Regions from separate parts of the Mus musculus genome. Here all the other regions are linked to region 1. The links are chromatin loops, found by intact Hi-C in ENCODE. Cell type or tissue: left cerebral cortex. All regions are shown on one strand. Region 1 overlaps Ddx11 (DEAD/H box helicase 11). Region 2 has its middle 16 kb from the start of Gm41608. Region 3 has its middle 29 kb from the start of Gm20742.

Region 1 (5,000 bases):
GAGGCAGCTCTCTTCTCTGGTAGGTGAATTCCAGCTGCTGGTTAGAGGGCCCACTGCATATAATAAGGGGCAAGATGTTGTCTGGAGGGATCACGTGACCTGGCGATATCAAAGGAAGGCTGAAAACTAGGGTGCAGGTAGGGCAGTTTCTCAAATCATTTCTCCAACTAGGAGCAACAATTTTAAATGCACTTAGCTCTTCACTGCACTGACACAACTAGTGTAAACAATATGGTGAGCAGAGCTCAGGACCTGAGTCTAGGGAAGTGTGCTGGAGCAAGCCCACTAAGGTACCAATGAAGTGGTGTCCTCTACCTTTGCCCCATCTACCCACCACACAGTTGGCTTACCACAGGAAAACTCCACCACTCGCCCCGCTTCTACTCCAGAACATGCCAGCAGCTGCTCCCGAAAGTCAGACATCTGCAGCAATAACATCAGGGCCTTGTGACCTCAGAGCCTGGGGTTGTGTGCTCTTGTAGTGAATGTAAGAGAAGTCTGGGATAAGAGGCAAACCCAGTCAACAAAAAGGAACAGCCGGCTAATGACCCAAGCTAAAAGAAAACAACCGGTATCCAGTGTGGACAGAAAACTTAGAGAAGAGCAGTGACGGAAGTGTCAGGTCTTTCTACATGTTCAAATCAAGAAGAGGGAGGAACACTACCTACAATACACAAAGAACTGGACAAATCAAACAAATCAAACAATGCAGTCAGGAAACAGAGTAACAAAACGAACAGCCCTCAACACAGGAAAAAAAATGGCCAATAAACATATGAAGAAATGCTCCCTCTTACCAGCCACCGGAGAAATGAAAACCAAAGCTACGTTCAGACTCCTGCCTTATCCCAACAGAATGACAGTCAAGGCTTAGAAATCTTCAGGAAGAGGGGAACATGGATTATGAGAGCCACAGGTGGAAGATAACATCAAGGGAAATGTTTCAGGACACATCAGGGCAGGTGACTGTGACAGATGAAATCCAGAGCAAACTCAAGGCAGTCAGAACTCCAGCATGGAGGTGGGATGGTGGGGACAAAGTCCCATCACTAACTGAGGAACTACTAGACCCTGACAACTGCTGCAAGGGGGAAAGCCAGTCTTCTTTAATGATGTGAGCCTCTAGTAAGTTGATCACATAAACACAGAAAGAACTCACTAGAGACTGACTGGGCAACACAGAATGGGCTGATGGAGAGAGGAGCTGAGGGAGAGGTGAGTTTGTTCAAAACACATCAGATCAATGTCTCAAACAATAGGAATAGAGTTTAAATGGCAAGAAAAGAGAACAAAGAATTCTGGCAAGGATGTGGACAACAGGCCTGAGACATGGCTGATGGGAATGTGAGCTGGTCTAGCCACCGTGGAAGTCAGTATGCAGCCTTCCCAAAACAAAACACACTGAAAATGCATCTTCCATATGTGCAGCTGAATAAGAAAATGAAATAAAAGGAGGAGGGCATGGCAAGGATTCTTGCTGTAGATATAAGGGAGAAAGCAGGCTGAGGGAAGAGTCCAGGCTGAACATGGCCAGCTGACTAAAGCGGACTGTGAGAGGGGAGACTGGACGGAGAGCAGGAGAGGAGCGGGGGCTAAGACGAGTGAGTTATACAGGATTCAAGCTGGGGAGAAGGGAAAAGGAAGCCTAGCTGCTAGAAGGAAGAGTTTGAGGGTAGTGGCAGGGTGGAGTACTGGGAGGAATCACAGGTACTAAAGGATTCAAGAGCTAGCACTTTGATGTGTTAACAGCCATTTAACCATTTGTCTCGGGATTCTGAGACCTAACACCAGCTCTACTACTCCAGAATACTGAGCCAAAGGCCTCCAACATAATCACAGAAGTATTCCACATCAGGGCTCACCGCTGTATTGAACACCAACCCAATTAGTAAAATAAACAAGATATCCATCAACAGAGGCTTGGACAAAAAAAAAATAAATAAAATGTGGTATACAAGACATGTTTTGTTTTACTGGGCAGTGATGGCACATGCCTTTAATCCCACCACTTGGGAGGCAGAGACAAACGGATGTCTTGAGTACAAGGCCAGCCTGTTCTACAGAGCAAGTTCCAGGACAGGCAGGGCTACACAGAGAAGCCTGTCTCAGGAGAGAGAGGGAAGGAGGCAAATGAGGAAGATCACATTATGTGAATTAAGCTAGCTGCAGTCCTAGATTCTATACATGGCATCGTCACACACAGATGGCACAGTCGACGTGCTGTTGTCTAAGGGAACAACGGGAGGAAAAGGAAGGAAATAGGGAGGAGGGTGAAATACTAGGATACACTCAACATTTATACATAGACAAAATCTTTAATAAAAAAACTTGAGGCCTGGACAGATGGCTCCATGGTTAAGAACCTTCATGGCTTCTGCAGAGGACCTGGGTTTGGCTCCTAGCAGCCACACGGTGACTAAAAAGAGTCTGTAAAGCCAGGCAAGGCCACTCATTACAACTACATAGTAAGAGCTGGGCATGCTGGTGTTTATACCTTTAATCTCAGCACTTGAGAGGCAGAGGCAGACGATTCTCTTGTGAGTTTGAGGGCAAATTCTAGGACAGCAAGGACCTTGTAAAGAGACTGTCTCAAAACAAACACACACACATACACAAAGACTACATAGTAGTGAGACTCCCATTTCAAAAACAAACAAAGCAACAAACAGAACAATAATGGTCATGCACCATGTTAACACCAAATGAATACACACAAATCCAAATCAAAAACTAAACAAATATCTACATGGGCTTGGAATGTGCCTTGACAGTCAAATGTTTGCCTGGCACATACATGGTTCTCAGGTCCATCCACTGTAATACAGAGAACACAACAGAAAAGTCAAAAAAAAAAAAAAATTCTAGTATCCGTTCTAGCAGGTGGCCAAGGCTGGAATCCATGCTTAGGAGCCCAACAGTCTAGACCATAAAATGCTCTCAAGATGAAACAAGGAAACAACCTTTGATCACAGAATTGAGAAAACTAGAGACAATGGGAAAAGAGTGTAAGTATCCAACAAAGCAGGACTGGGGTGAGCAGCACACTGGTGGAATATGACATGTGTGTGGTGAAATGTCACACAGGTCACATTTAAACGCATCACAGAGTGTGCTAGAATAAACATTTGCTCACAAGAATAAACAAACATCTGTACAGAGAAAAAAAGGAAATTATACCAATAATGTAGAAGTGTAGTTTTAAAAACGATGTACATAAATATGCAATAGTACACCATCATTGACCCTTGGTTCATAGAATTCTGATGTTAAAGCTTGTCTTTGACTTTTATATACTAAAACTAACTTTTCTTTTTTTAAAAAAAAGATTTATTTATTATATGTAATTACACCATAGCTGTCTTCAGAAGAGGGTGTCAGATCTCATTACAGATGGTTGTGAGCCACCATGTGGTTGCTGGGATTTGAACTCAGGACCTTCAGAATAGCAGTCAGTGCTCTTAACTGCTGAGCCATCTCTCCAGCCCTAAAACTTAACTTTTCAAAAACCATACAGGTAATGACTTTCCAGGAGATGCTGGTACAGGGATGGAATGAGAGAACAGCATCTCCATGACTGCCTGGGACTACAGAAGAGCATTTTCTCAGAGAAGCCAGCTCCAGCAGCTGCAGAAACACAATAGCCACAGGACTACCACCCCACCAGTCTAAAAGGCAAGGGCAGTGAAATGGCAGTGGCCCCTGGTAGGCACTGCTGAGCCTGCATGCGCTGGCCTATTTGTGTTTAGGGACCCAGAAGACAGAGAAGAGAGACTGATGTGTGTCCTTCCCTGGTACCTTACCGGCTGCATGGTGCCACCTGCAATGACCACTGCTCGGCATTCCTTCACCACCTGGGCAAAGTGCACAGCTGGGTTCAAGAGTAAGAATTTAAGGCTGCTCTGACCCACACTGCCTGAAAGACAGACAAATGGCAAAGGAATAGAGCTGATTAGGCCTGAGAAACCCAGATGACCTGTGGAGGCCAGTGAGCTACCATCCTCCCTCTAAAAGAAAAGCATTTCCCTTGCCATTGGTACCACAGACTATGTGGAAACTCAGGTGCAAAGATAGTCTGGCCAGTGGCACATAACCCTCAGACAACAGAACAAAGATACAGTCCAACCCCATTCTAACCACAACCATGAGATTCTAGCTTCTGTAGGGCCCTTGCCTGAGAGAACTCAGCACCTCTGAAACCCAGTCTCCCGGTCCATTGGTGGCTCCAGCCTAGGAGGCATGTGGTTCCTTCACATACAGAATCAGGCAGTATGATAGAGCCCTTTCAAGCTAGGCCCCTTGGCTACAAGCAGTGGATTACCTTGGCGGTTCACAATAACCCTGCCATCCTGATTGGCTGTGGTGAGAGCTGCCAGGAAGGCCTCGATGTGCATCAGTGGAGAGGCAGGCCGCAGGGCTACAGCCTGGCCCTCCTCCGGGGAGTCTGCAGAAGACGGTAGGATGGGAAAGAGGGCCTTCCTTAGATCGAGTCCATGCTCGCTCAAAGGGCCTGTGTCTGGCTCTCATCGCTCACCCTCCCAGCTCACCCTCAGTAGGCCCTGACTGCAGGCTCTTCAGGAACTGCTGGAAGCCAGCCAGACCTCGGTTTTCCTGAGAGTCTGAGAGGGATGGAAGAACCACTCCGAAACATTCTGTGAAGCCAAAGAGCTGTGTCGGGGACAAGAGAACAGACAAAAATGAGAAGAAACTCTGGATCAGACACCCAAGCCAGCCCACAGCCCATTTCCTCCCAAGCCAGGAATCACTCCACACTATGGACAGTGCAATCAGAAGCCAAGAATCCTCGGGCAGCGGAGTAAGGCAGCAGGGGTTCCCTGGCTCCTTGCTTAAGCAACGGGAAAGGTACCTTCCTGCTGAGCATGCTCTTCTCCAAGTACCGCTGCACCTGCAGAACCATGACAGACTGTGAGAAGGAAGCAAACTGGGGGCTAAATTCAGACGGCCACCCCACACCACTGAAGGAATATGGCTCACTGCCCCCT
Region 2 (5,000 bases), 340 kb before region 1:
GCAGAGGCAGGTGGATTTCTGAGTTTGAGAGGCCAGCCTGGTCTACAGAGTGAGTTCCAGGACAGCCAGGGCTACACAGAGAAACCCTGTCTCAGAAAACCAAAAAAGAAGAAGAAGAAGAAGAGGAGGAGGAGGAGGAGGAAGAGGAGGAGGAGGAGGAGGAGGAGGAGGAAGAGGAAGAGGAAGAAGAAGAAGAAGAAGAGGAAGAAGAAGAGGAAGAAGAAGAGGAGGAAGAAGAGGAGGAAGAAGAGGAGGAAGAAGAGGAGGAAGAAGAGGAGGAAGAAGAGGAGGAAGAAGAGGAAGAAGAAGAGGAGGAAGAAGAAGAGGAAGAGGAAGAGGAAGAAGAAGAAGAAGAAGAAGAAGAGGAAGAGGAAGAGGAAGAGGAAGAAGAAGAAGAAGAAGAAGAAGAAGAAGAAGAAGAAGAAGAAGAAGAAGAAGAAGAAGAAGAAGAAGAAGAAGAAGGAGTGCTTACTGCTCTTGCAAAGGACCTGAATTTGGTTCCTGTCACCTCACAGTCCACAGCTGCCTGTAATCCCCAATTCCAGGGTCTCCTAGGTTTTCTGATCTCTGAAGGGATCTCTGTATTGATATGGTTCACACAGGTACATACATATGGTACACATACACAATGGTACACATAATTCACACAGGCAAACACATCAATAAGAACAATCTTTGTTTTGTGTACTTTGCCAGCATGTGTTATCTGCTCTCTGAGGCTTAAAAGATGGGGATCCCATAGACCTGGAGTTACAGACAGTTGTGAGCTGCTGTGGGGGTGCTGGAATTGAACCTATGTCCTCTAGAAAAAAAAAATATCCAGTGCTCTTAACCACTGAGCCATCCCTCTAGCCCTGAGAAATAAAATTTAAAAACAAAACCCAATATTCAGAGAGGTATTTCAGCTGGTAAAAACAAAACAAAACAAAACAGAAACAAAAACAAAAAAATTAACTCAAGAGGGCTGGAGAGATAGCTCAGTGGTTAAGAGCAGTGACTGCTCTTCCAGAGGTCCTGAGTTCAATTCCCAGCAACATGGTGGCTCACAACCCCAAAGCACACACCAAGGTGGGAGAGAGAGAACCCACAGCAGAACGCTGTCCTTCGACCTTCACACGCACCCAGGAGCACAGGTCATACACCTAATAAAAATAATAAAATAATAAAAATAATAAAAACAAAAGTCTCTGTGGGCAAGGCACATTTCCAAAACCTTGCAAGTTTTGTTTCTTTAAACCTTGGTGCAGCAGGTGCTGGTAACACATGCTTTTAACCCCAACATTTGGGAGGCAGAGACAGGTGGATCTCTGAGTTCGAAGTCAACCTGGTCTAGAGTTGAGGCCCAGGACAGCCAGGGCTACACAGAGAAACTCAGTCTTGGGGCGGGGGGGGGGGGGGGGAGAAGAGTTGGTGCAAGCCCAAACACAGTTCAACAACTAAGCATTAAAACGCCTATTTCAGCCAGGCGTGGTGGCGCACGCCTTTAATCCCAGCACTCGGGAGGCAGAGGCAGGCAGATTTCTGAGTTCGAGGCCAGCCTAGTCTACAGAGTGAGTTCCAGGACAGCCAGGGCTACACAGAGAAACCCTGTCTCGAAAAAAAAAATAAAACAAAAACAAAAAATTAACTCAAGAGGGCTGGAGAGATGGCTCAGCGGTTAAGAGCAGTGACTGCTCTTCCAGAGGTCCTGAGTTCAGTTCCCAGCAACCACATGGTGGCTCACAACCATCTGTAATGGGATCTGATGCTTTCTTCTGGTGTGTCTGAGACAGTGACAGTGTACTCACATATATGAAATAAGTAAGTAAATCTTTTTTAAAAAATTAACTCAAGAGAAACTAAACCCAACATAGATTCTAAACCATAAATATGACATCTAAAGCTAAAACTCCTCTCCTGGGGGCTGGGGAGATGGCTCAGTGGTTAAGAGCACTGACTGCTCTTCTGAAGGTCCTGAGTTCAAATCCCAGCAACCACATGGTGACTCACAACCATGCATAATGAGATCTGATGCCCTCTTCTAGGTGTCTGAAGACAGCTACAATGTACTTAGATATAATAATAAATCTTAGAAAAAAATTCCTCCTGGGGTAGATTATAGAATTAAAGGACAATGCATGGTGGCGCACGCCTTTAGTCTCAGCACTTGGGAGGCAGAGGCAGGTGGATTTCTGAGTTTGAGGCCAGCCTGGTCTACAAAGTGAGTTCCAGGAGAGCCAGGGCTATACAGAGAAACCCTGTCTCAAAGAAAAAAAAAAGAAAGAAAGAAAGAAAGAAAGAAAGAAAGAAAGAAAGAAAGAAAGAAAGAAAGAAAGAAGGAAAGAAGTCCCAGTTTGCTTTTGAGTATTGGTCTCCTTGATATCCTTTCCCCTTGCATTAACCTGTTTTACAAAAGCCAATATGAGAACCCTGAATATCAAGACCTGGCGTCATCTCACATTTGATCATCTCCATTGGCTTTAGAATCTTCCAGCAGACATGAGCCCGTCCTACCGTCTGCCTGGTGCCTTTTAAACATACGGATTGTTCTTAATCATCCTCACGGCTTGCCCACACGCCAGGCTGTTGCAGTGTGAGCACAAGCTTCAAATCTGATGTTCAGCTTTATCACAAATCCACACAGTGCAAAACCCTTTCCCGGCTTCATCCCTAGGCAGAGAGCAGCAAAGCCCCTGATCAGGCTCCCTGGCGTTCTTTGCTGTGCTCTGGTGTCCAGCCTTCACCTGACGTGACATAACCAAGCTTTTCTAGAATCTGGTATTACCCAGGACAAGGGGTGGTATCGGATGCACCTTAAGCCTGAATTTGTGTGTGTCTTTTCTGTGCCTCAGGTGAAGGCTTCCTTCATCTCATCCCCTGGACTTGGTTTTGCTGCTGCAGTAATGCAAAGGTACCACTAGGTGGAGGCAGAGCATCAGTGATTGTATCGCAAGCATGGTTCTGTAAACTCATTTCCAAATACAATCTTGACCATGTTACACTGTATGTAAAGTGAATGCATAATTAAAACTTATAGATGGAGTATCACATATGATCGATAAGGGTAACGTGTTTTTGTTAGACTCTAGATCTTTGCAATAGTTTTATCTAATAAATTCCATTTGAACATAGAGACAATTTCCTAAATACAGGACTGAAGATTTTAGACATAAAGACATTCTAAGCCACGCAGTGATGGCGCACGCCTTTAATTCTAGCACTTGGGAGGCAGATGCAGACGTATCTCTGAGTCTGAGGCCAGCCTGGCTCACAGAGTGTGTTCCAGGACAGCCAAGGCTGCACAGAGAAACCCTGTCTCTGGACAAATAAACAAAATATCTAGAAGTATACAGGGTATGGTATGCAGATATACAACGTATGATAACAATCTTAAAGGTAATTCTTTGAGTAAAACAATTTTTTTTTAAGATTTATTTATCTATCTTATGTATGCGGGTACATTGTCACTGTCTTCAGACACACCAGAAGAGGGCATCAGATCCCATTATATATGGTTGTGAATCACCATGTGGTTGCGGGAATTGAACTAGGGACCTCTGGAAGGGCAGTCAGTGCTCTTAACCACTGAGCCATCTCTCCAACCCAAGTAAAATGTTTTTTATTGTTTTGTTTATGTTTTTCCTAAGTACTATTTAAGGAAGACAACTGTTTTTGTTTGGTTTTAGGGTGTGTGTGTTTGTCTGTCTGTCTGTTTTGATGTAGGGTCTAGCTGTATGCAGCTCAGAAGGGCCTCAAACTTACCTCAGCTTGTCCCAGCCTCCCAAGAACAGGAAGCCTGTGTCTGAGTCCCAGGTCAGACTGTTATTACTAAATCAACGTGGCACTTGCTTTTCCTCTCATTCTTTTCCATTTGTGTGTGTGAGAGAGAGAGAGTTATATGTGCATACATGAAGTCATGGGGTGTGCACACGCATGTTCATATGGTCATGGGGGTGTGCACATGCATGTTCATATAGTTATGGGGTATGCACATGCATGTTCATATGGTCATGGGTGTGCACATGCTTGTTCATGTGGTCATGGGGGGTGCATGTGCTTGTTCATGTGGTCATGGGGTGTGTACATGCTTGTTCATGTGGTCATGGGGGGTGCATGTGCTTGTTCATGTGGCCATGGGGGGTGCACATGCTTGTTCATGTGGTCATGAGGTGTGCACATGCTTGTTCATGTGGTCATGGGGGGGGGTGCATGTGCTTGTTCATGTGGTCATGGGGTGTGTACATGCTTGTTCATGTGGTCATGGGGGGTGCACATACTTGTTCATGAGATCATGGGGGTGCACATGCATGTGAATGTATGAATGCTTGCGAAGACGCAGGTTGACATGGGAGACATCCCTAATTTTCTACCTTATTCAATGAGGTTGGGTCTCTTGGTCACACCCAGAGCTCGCCTATAGTGCTAATCTCCCTTAGTGAAGCACCCTGACTCTTCTGTCTGGGCTGGAGTTACAGACCAGCCACCATGCTCCTCAAACATGGGTACTGGGGGGAGGGAGGGCATCTCAATCCCCTTGAATGCATGGCAAGCATTTAACCTCTCTGAGCTATCTCCCAGTCCCACTTTGTAAATGTATAGATCATACTTGGATGTGACTGTGAGCCATAGCAGATAGGTCTCAGGAGCAATGGAGGAGAAGAATGACAGAGACAGGAGTGCTATGGGTAAAAAAAAAAGCTCTGTGAGCCAAACGGGGGCTGGTTCAGAGGCTATTTCTAACAACAGAATGGATTGTATACACGGGAGATATATTATACATACACACACATATGCATTGCATGTACACATACAATGTGTTTCTGAGAGTGGAAAACTCAGAGCCTGGCTGGGGCTCAGGGTAGAGTTAGGGTCCCACTGACCCCAGCTAGCAGCATAGTGTTCTCAGAGAGCAAGGAAGGGAGTCTAAATCTGTCCCAGTTTCTCTTCTGAGGACTTGGAGTTAGGCAGAAAATGTGCTAGGAGAGGCCCCAAGTTGGGGTGAGGAGCGAACAGGAAGCAGG
Region 3 (5,000 bases), 76 kb before region 1:
TGATTGTCATTTGAGTCCCTCCCGTCCACTTTCCTTCTGTCTCCTTCCCTTCCCACGTGGCCTTTGTCCCTTTGATCCTTTTGTGATGATAAATAAGAAAATATCAGGGGTCTTTGTTTTCCCCCTGGACTCAACCATCAATTCTGAATAAGAACAGACAACTTTTTGTGAGTACGGTTTAAAAAAATCCTGCAGCGCATAATGGGCAACGGGAGCGAAGCAGCGCTGTGGTGTTTCTGTGGCGCCACAGCGCGCTCAGTGCCAAGTGTTGACACCGAGGCTGCATGGCGCACATACTCACATAGAAACGGCAAGACAGGGAAGAATTAAGTTTGTAGGAGGAAATAAGAGATAAAAATTCAGATGACTTCCAACTGCTAGAGCAGGCTTTACTTAATGCCAGAGAGATGGTGCCTCGAATTCTGGCCCTCCATAATCGGGGCCCAGGACCCAGTCACTCAGTGGCCAGGCTTCAAGAGAATGCAATTTATCTATCTCAAGCTGGGATCTTTGTAGCTAAGGATAGGGAAGGGAGAAGGGAAGCTCGTTAGGAACACAGAGGGGAAGTTGGCTGTTTCCCTTAAATAAAATGTCTGCCATCTCTTTCTGTAACTGGTGGGTTTTGGATGGGGGGGTGAGCCGGTGACAAGGTCTGATGTGTTCTGCAACGCTCAGAACGCTGGCTTCCTGCAACGGTGACCTCAGTTTATGGGCCCCAGCCTTTCAAAACCAGTTTGAGCCTGGGAATTTATCTTCAGCCATGACCTTAGAGACTCGGTGGTTCCACAGATGTCATTTTGCTCATCCCTGTAGGTCTTTATTTTACTACTGAGGATAGAACCCTGGGTTTCATGCATACCAGGAAAGTAGTCTACAGTGGAGTTATATCCCTAGCCCTGTGGTATGGTGAACCCTGAGGAAGACGAGCCTTCATCCAAAAGGAGGCACGAAAGGCCTGTACATACTTGTTTTCTGTAGGAAAAGAATAAACTGAGATAAACTCACTTCAAACAAACACCGGAAGATGACGTTGGTTTTTCAGGAAAGTCCTGTAACATACTTTGAGACCCACAGGAAGACACTCATGCCCACACAGGCACTGGTACTGCCAAGCATAATAACTAAGGAGCTCTGGGTTCTGTGGCAGAGCCATCTCTGGGTCTCTGCAGGGATGGCCCAGGAGCTCTGAGCACACCCACATATGAGATGCTGTGACATAAGATGATAATCTTAATCTTAATCTTCGAGCCGTTGGAGAGGAGGGACCCTCAGTTGATAAAATGCCTCCATCAGATCAGGCCGTATGCAAGAATATAGGGCATTTTCTTAATGAATGATTGATTGGGAGGGCCCAATTCATGGTGGTTGGTGGTGCTACCTCTGGGCTGAGCAGTCCTGATGCTTCAACGCTGAACAGTGATAACCCTTCCCTCCCCAAGCTGCTTTTGGCCATGGTGTTTCATCACAGAGATAGTAACCCTGACTACGACACTCACCTAACTGGGCCTTTATAGTCACCGAGGTCCCTATCTTCCCCTCCCTTCCCACGGGCTCTGGCCTTATTCTTTCTCTGCTTCTCTGGGTTTGACTGTGTCCAATATCATGTAGTTGGGATCATGCAATCGAAAGCAGAGTGGAGGTAGGGCATTAAAATAGATCACTTCTTTCCCTCTCATCTGTCTGTCCTGGATGCTTCTCACAACCCATTGATTTCAGAATCTACCATCATATCCCTTGTACAGTCAGGGACTGAATGTGGGTGGGTTTTGCCTTAAAATCCGCAAGAGAGGATCCAAAGATTATATTAAAGACTTGTGGAGGCGGTAGGAAAGACAGAAGGAAAGAGGGAGAAAAGAGACTTCTTTTTTAAAAAAGATTTATTGATTTATTTTATGTATCAGTAGCTGTAAAAATGGTTGTGAGCCATCATGTGGTTGCTGAGAATTGAACTCAGGACCTCTGCTCACTCTGGCCCCACTCACTCCAGCCCAAAGATTTATTTATTATTATATGTAAGTACACTGTAGCTGTCTTCACACACACACCAGGAGAGGGCATTATCGATGCCCAGACACTATTGCTGATGCCAGCACCTGATCAATACAGATGCAGGTACTCACAGGCAAACATCTCATTACAGATGGTTGTGAACCATCATGTGTTTGCTAGGAATTGAACTCAGGACCTCTGGAAGAGCAGTCAGTGCTCTTAACCGCTGAGCCATCTCTTCAGCCCCGAAAAGAGAATTAATTAACTATAGGTGGCTAATCAGTGGAGAATTACCATCCTTATGAACTGTAAATGATTGCCAGGAAGACATGCTGTCTACAAGCTCTGCTTATGTTCCCTGCCAGGCTGAGCAAATAGGATGGAGACCTGGGCTTGCTTCACTGAACGCATTCACAATGGTAGGGGAGACATCATGAAAACGGCCTCTGTGTCTCCAATGACAGACACAACACCGCTCATGAGTTTATGCCACCATATCAGAGACATGAGGATTCACCAAGAAACAGTCGACAAACATCCGCTAGATGGCAGCCTAGGGCAGGAGTGAGAACAACGTGGAGCTGGCTGCCCAGGGACAGAAGAGATGTGAGTGAGAGAAGGGGAAGGAAAACGGGAGGGGCAGTAGGATCAGGTACGGGAAGAGACAGGAAAGAAGTACAGAGGGTGAGGAAATTGAACAGAAATATGTAGCAGTGAGGGATTGGGAACTGGGGAGAGCCACTACAAAGTCCCAGATGCCAGGGAAGCAAGAGGTTCCCAGGACCCAACAGGAATGACATTAGCTGAAATACCCAACAAAGGGGAGAGAGAACCTGTAGAGACCATCTCCAGTAGATAGACATGGCCCCCTGTTGACGGATGGGGCCACCCACCCATCTCAAAAACGTTAACCCAGAATTGCTCCCGTCTAAACGAAATGCAGAAACAACAACAACAAAAATGAAGCAGAGACTGAAGGAAAGAAAAGGCCATCCAGAGACTGCCCCACCTAGGCATCCAGCCCACCCGCAGACACTATTGCCGATGCCAAGAAGTGCTTGCCGACAGAGATCTGGTATGGCTGTCCCCTGAGAGGCTTTGCCAGCACCTGACCAATACAGATGCAGATACTCACAGCCAACCACTGGACTGAGCCAGGGGACCCTAGTGGAAGAGTTAGGAGAAGAACTGAAGGAGCTGAAGGGGTTTGCCACCTCATAGGAAGAACAATATTAACCAAACAGAATATCCCACCCCCCCAGAAACTCCCAGGAACTAAACCACCAACCAAAGAGTACACATGGTGGGATTCATGGCTCCAGCCGCATATGTTGCAGAGGATGACCTTGTCTGGTATCAATGGGAGGAGAGGCCCTTGGTCCTGTTTTTATTTCCTGCTGATATTTCTACATCACATGAATTTTGCAAACACATTATTAGTTTGACAAACATGAAACCAAAAGTGTTCTGCTATAGATTGGGGAAGCGCAGGCTTGGCACATCCACAGAGTCACCGCTAACAGGAGAGTTGAGTCCCAGACAGTCAAATGCTTTTTTTTTTTTTTTTTTTTTTTTTTTTTTTTGCTCAGGACTTAATGTTGGGTTTAGAGACAATAGTTGTAGATTTGAGTCCTTTTTTTAAAAAAAAAAAAAAAAAAAAAACGTGTCTCTACATAATAATTAACTATCCTTCTAAAACTGGAAGGAACACCAAGCTATTTGTTATTCCGACCGTGAAAGCGCGTGAAAGCACTTCTGCTGTCTGCAAAGCAGCACTCCACATTCTCGAGACAGCACGTGGCTCACAGTCAAGCGATGAGCTGTGGCCGGGTAGCACACTGGTTAGGTTTTTTTTTTTTTTTTTTTCCTTGCACTTCTTCACTTTTCATTTCTGATGTCTGTGTAAAGCAGGTGACAACAAAATCCGTCATTTGCAGAGGCCGTCACAGGTAGGTGAGGGTTCTAACACAGAGTGTTTACGGAGTTACCTTTAAGGAATTGCAGGGCCAGGGAAAGGCAGCTTTCTGCCTGTTAGTTCAGGTTCCTTCTCTGATGCTGCTGGGGTGTGAAAAGTGCCCAATAAGTGCAGCTCAGAAGAGGAGGCGGGGCCAATATGTGCAGCTCAGAAGAGGAGGCGGGGCCAATATGTGCAGCTCAGAAGAGGAGGCGGGGCCCTCAGCAGGCTCCTCAAGCACTGGATGTTCTTCCTTTACATTTGTCTGCAGGGGAGAGTGAATGGGGACAAGAAGTGGAGCCCAGAAGGTCGGGAGTCCTCAGAAAAGGCCAGAGGGCTAACATGTCCCCTCCTAAGCTGTCCCCCTCAGTCAGTGTGTCCTGACAGCTGCCCTGTGAGGCACGCATGTGATTTCTTTTTTTAAAAAAAAATTTTTTTTTCATTTTGCATGTATGAGTGTTTTGTCTGCTTGTATGACTATACACCACTGCAGTGAGGAACTAGAAGAATGTGTTGATCCGCTGGAGCCGGACTGTCAAGTGATCATTAGCCACAGCATAGGTGCTGGCCCTCTGCAAGAGCAGCCAGGGCACATAACCAATGCACTGCCTTGCCAGCACACCCATATGATCTTATTAAGGATAAACTCAAATGCCAGATTAATTTGTGGGTTATCTTCTTCCATTTTGATTAAATATATTCCTTCGGCATGGACAAAAGTTTGCTAAGTGGATAAAAAGAGTAGCCCATAGTTTTCTCCGAGGAATCTCATGGGATAGCCTGAGTTCTCGCCATGCCACTCAGATTGACCTAAAATTTAAAATATGTACAGTGTTTATTTCTGAAAATTTCCATTTCAGATTTATTTTCCTTTTGAAAAGGGTTACTTTTAACTCTGTATATGTGGGTGTCTCTGTGTGAGGGCACACATATATGTGTGCAGGTGCCTATAACGACCCATAGATGGCCCTAGGTCAACGTGGAACTAGAGTTACAGGCCATTGTGAGTCCCTGGACTTGAGTGCTGGAACCAAATTCAGACCATCTCCAAGAACAG

Evidence for each region. Peaks named below come from ENCODE experiments on the same cell type or tissue, not always from the same donor. Only the 100,000 strongest peaks of a DNase experiment are listed, where the experiment ranks them.
Region 2: it touches region 1 in a loop (2.5-fold over the local background); 19 of 42 quality-filtered maps call a loop at or near these places.
Region 3: it touches region 1 in a loop (3-fold over the local background); 24 of 42 quality-filtered maps call a loop at or near these places.

The regions. Positions count from the first base shown.
Region 1 is chr17:66,143,091-66,148,090 of GRCm38, reverse strand. Ddx11 (DEAD/H box helicase 11) reads right to left here. Exons shown (of 27, transcript NM_001348292.1): 15 at 4,865-4,903; 16 at 4,545-4,665; 17 at 4,319-4,441; 18 at 3,801-3,913; 19 at 351-423; 20 at 1-99. Among named protein-coding and RNA genes, the nearest start is that of Ddx11, 22 kb to the right of the region's middle. In left cerebral cortex, no CTCF peak of the experiment used is centred here; a DNase peak (open chromatin) is centred at 2,179.
Region 2 is chr17:66,488,058-66,493,057 of GRCm38, reverse strand. No RefSeq gene overlaps it. Among named protein-coding and RNA genes, the nearest start is that of Gm41608, 16 kb to the left of the region's middle. In left cerebral cortex, a CTCF peak has its summit at 2,887 (motif pointing right); DNase peaks (open chromatin) are centred at 2,575 and 2,861.
Region 3 is chr17:66,218,993-66,223,992 of GRCm38, reverse strand. No RefSeq gene overlaps it. Among named protein-coding and RNA genes, the nearest start is that of Gm20742, 29 kb to the right of the region's middle. In left cerebral cortex, a CTCF peak has its summit at 2,530 (motif pointing right); a DNase peak (open chromatin) is centred at 2,535.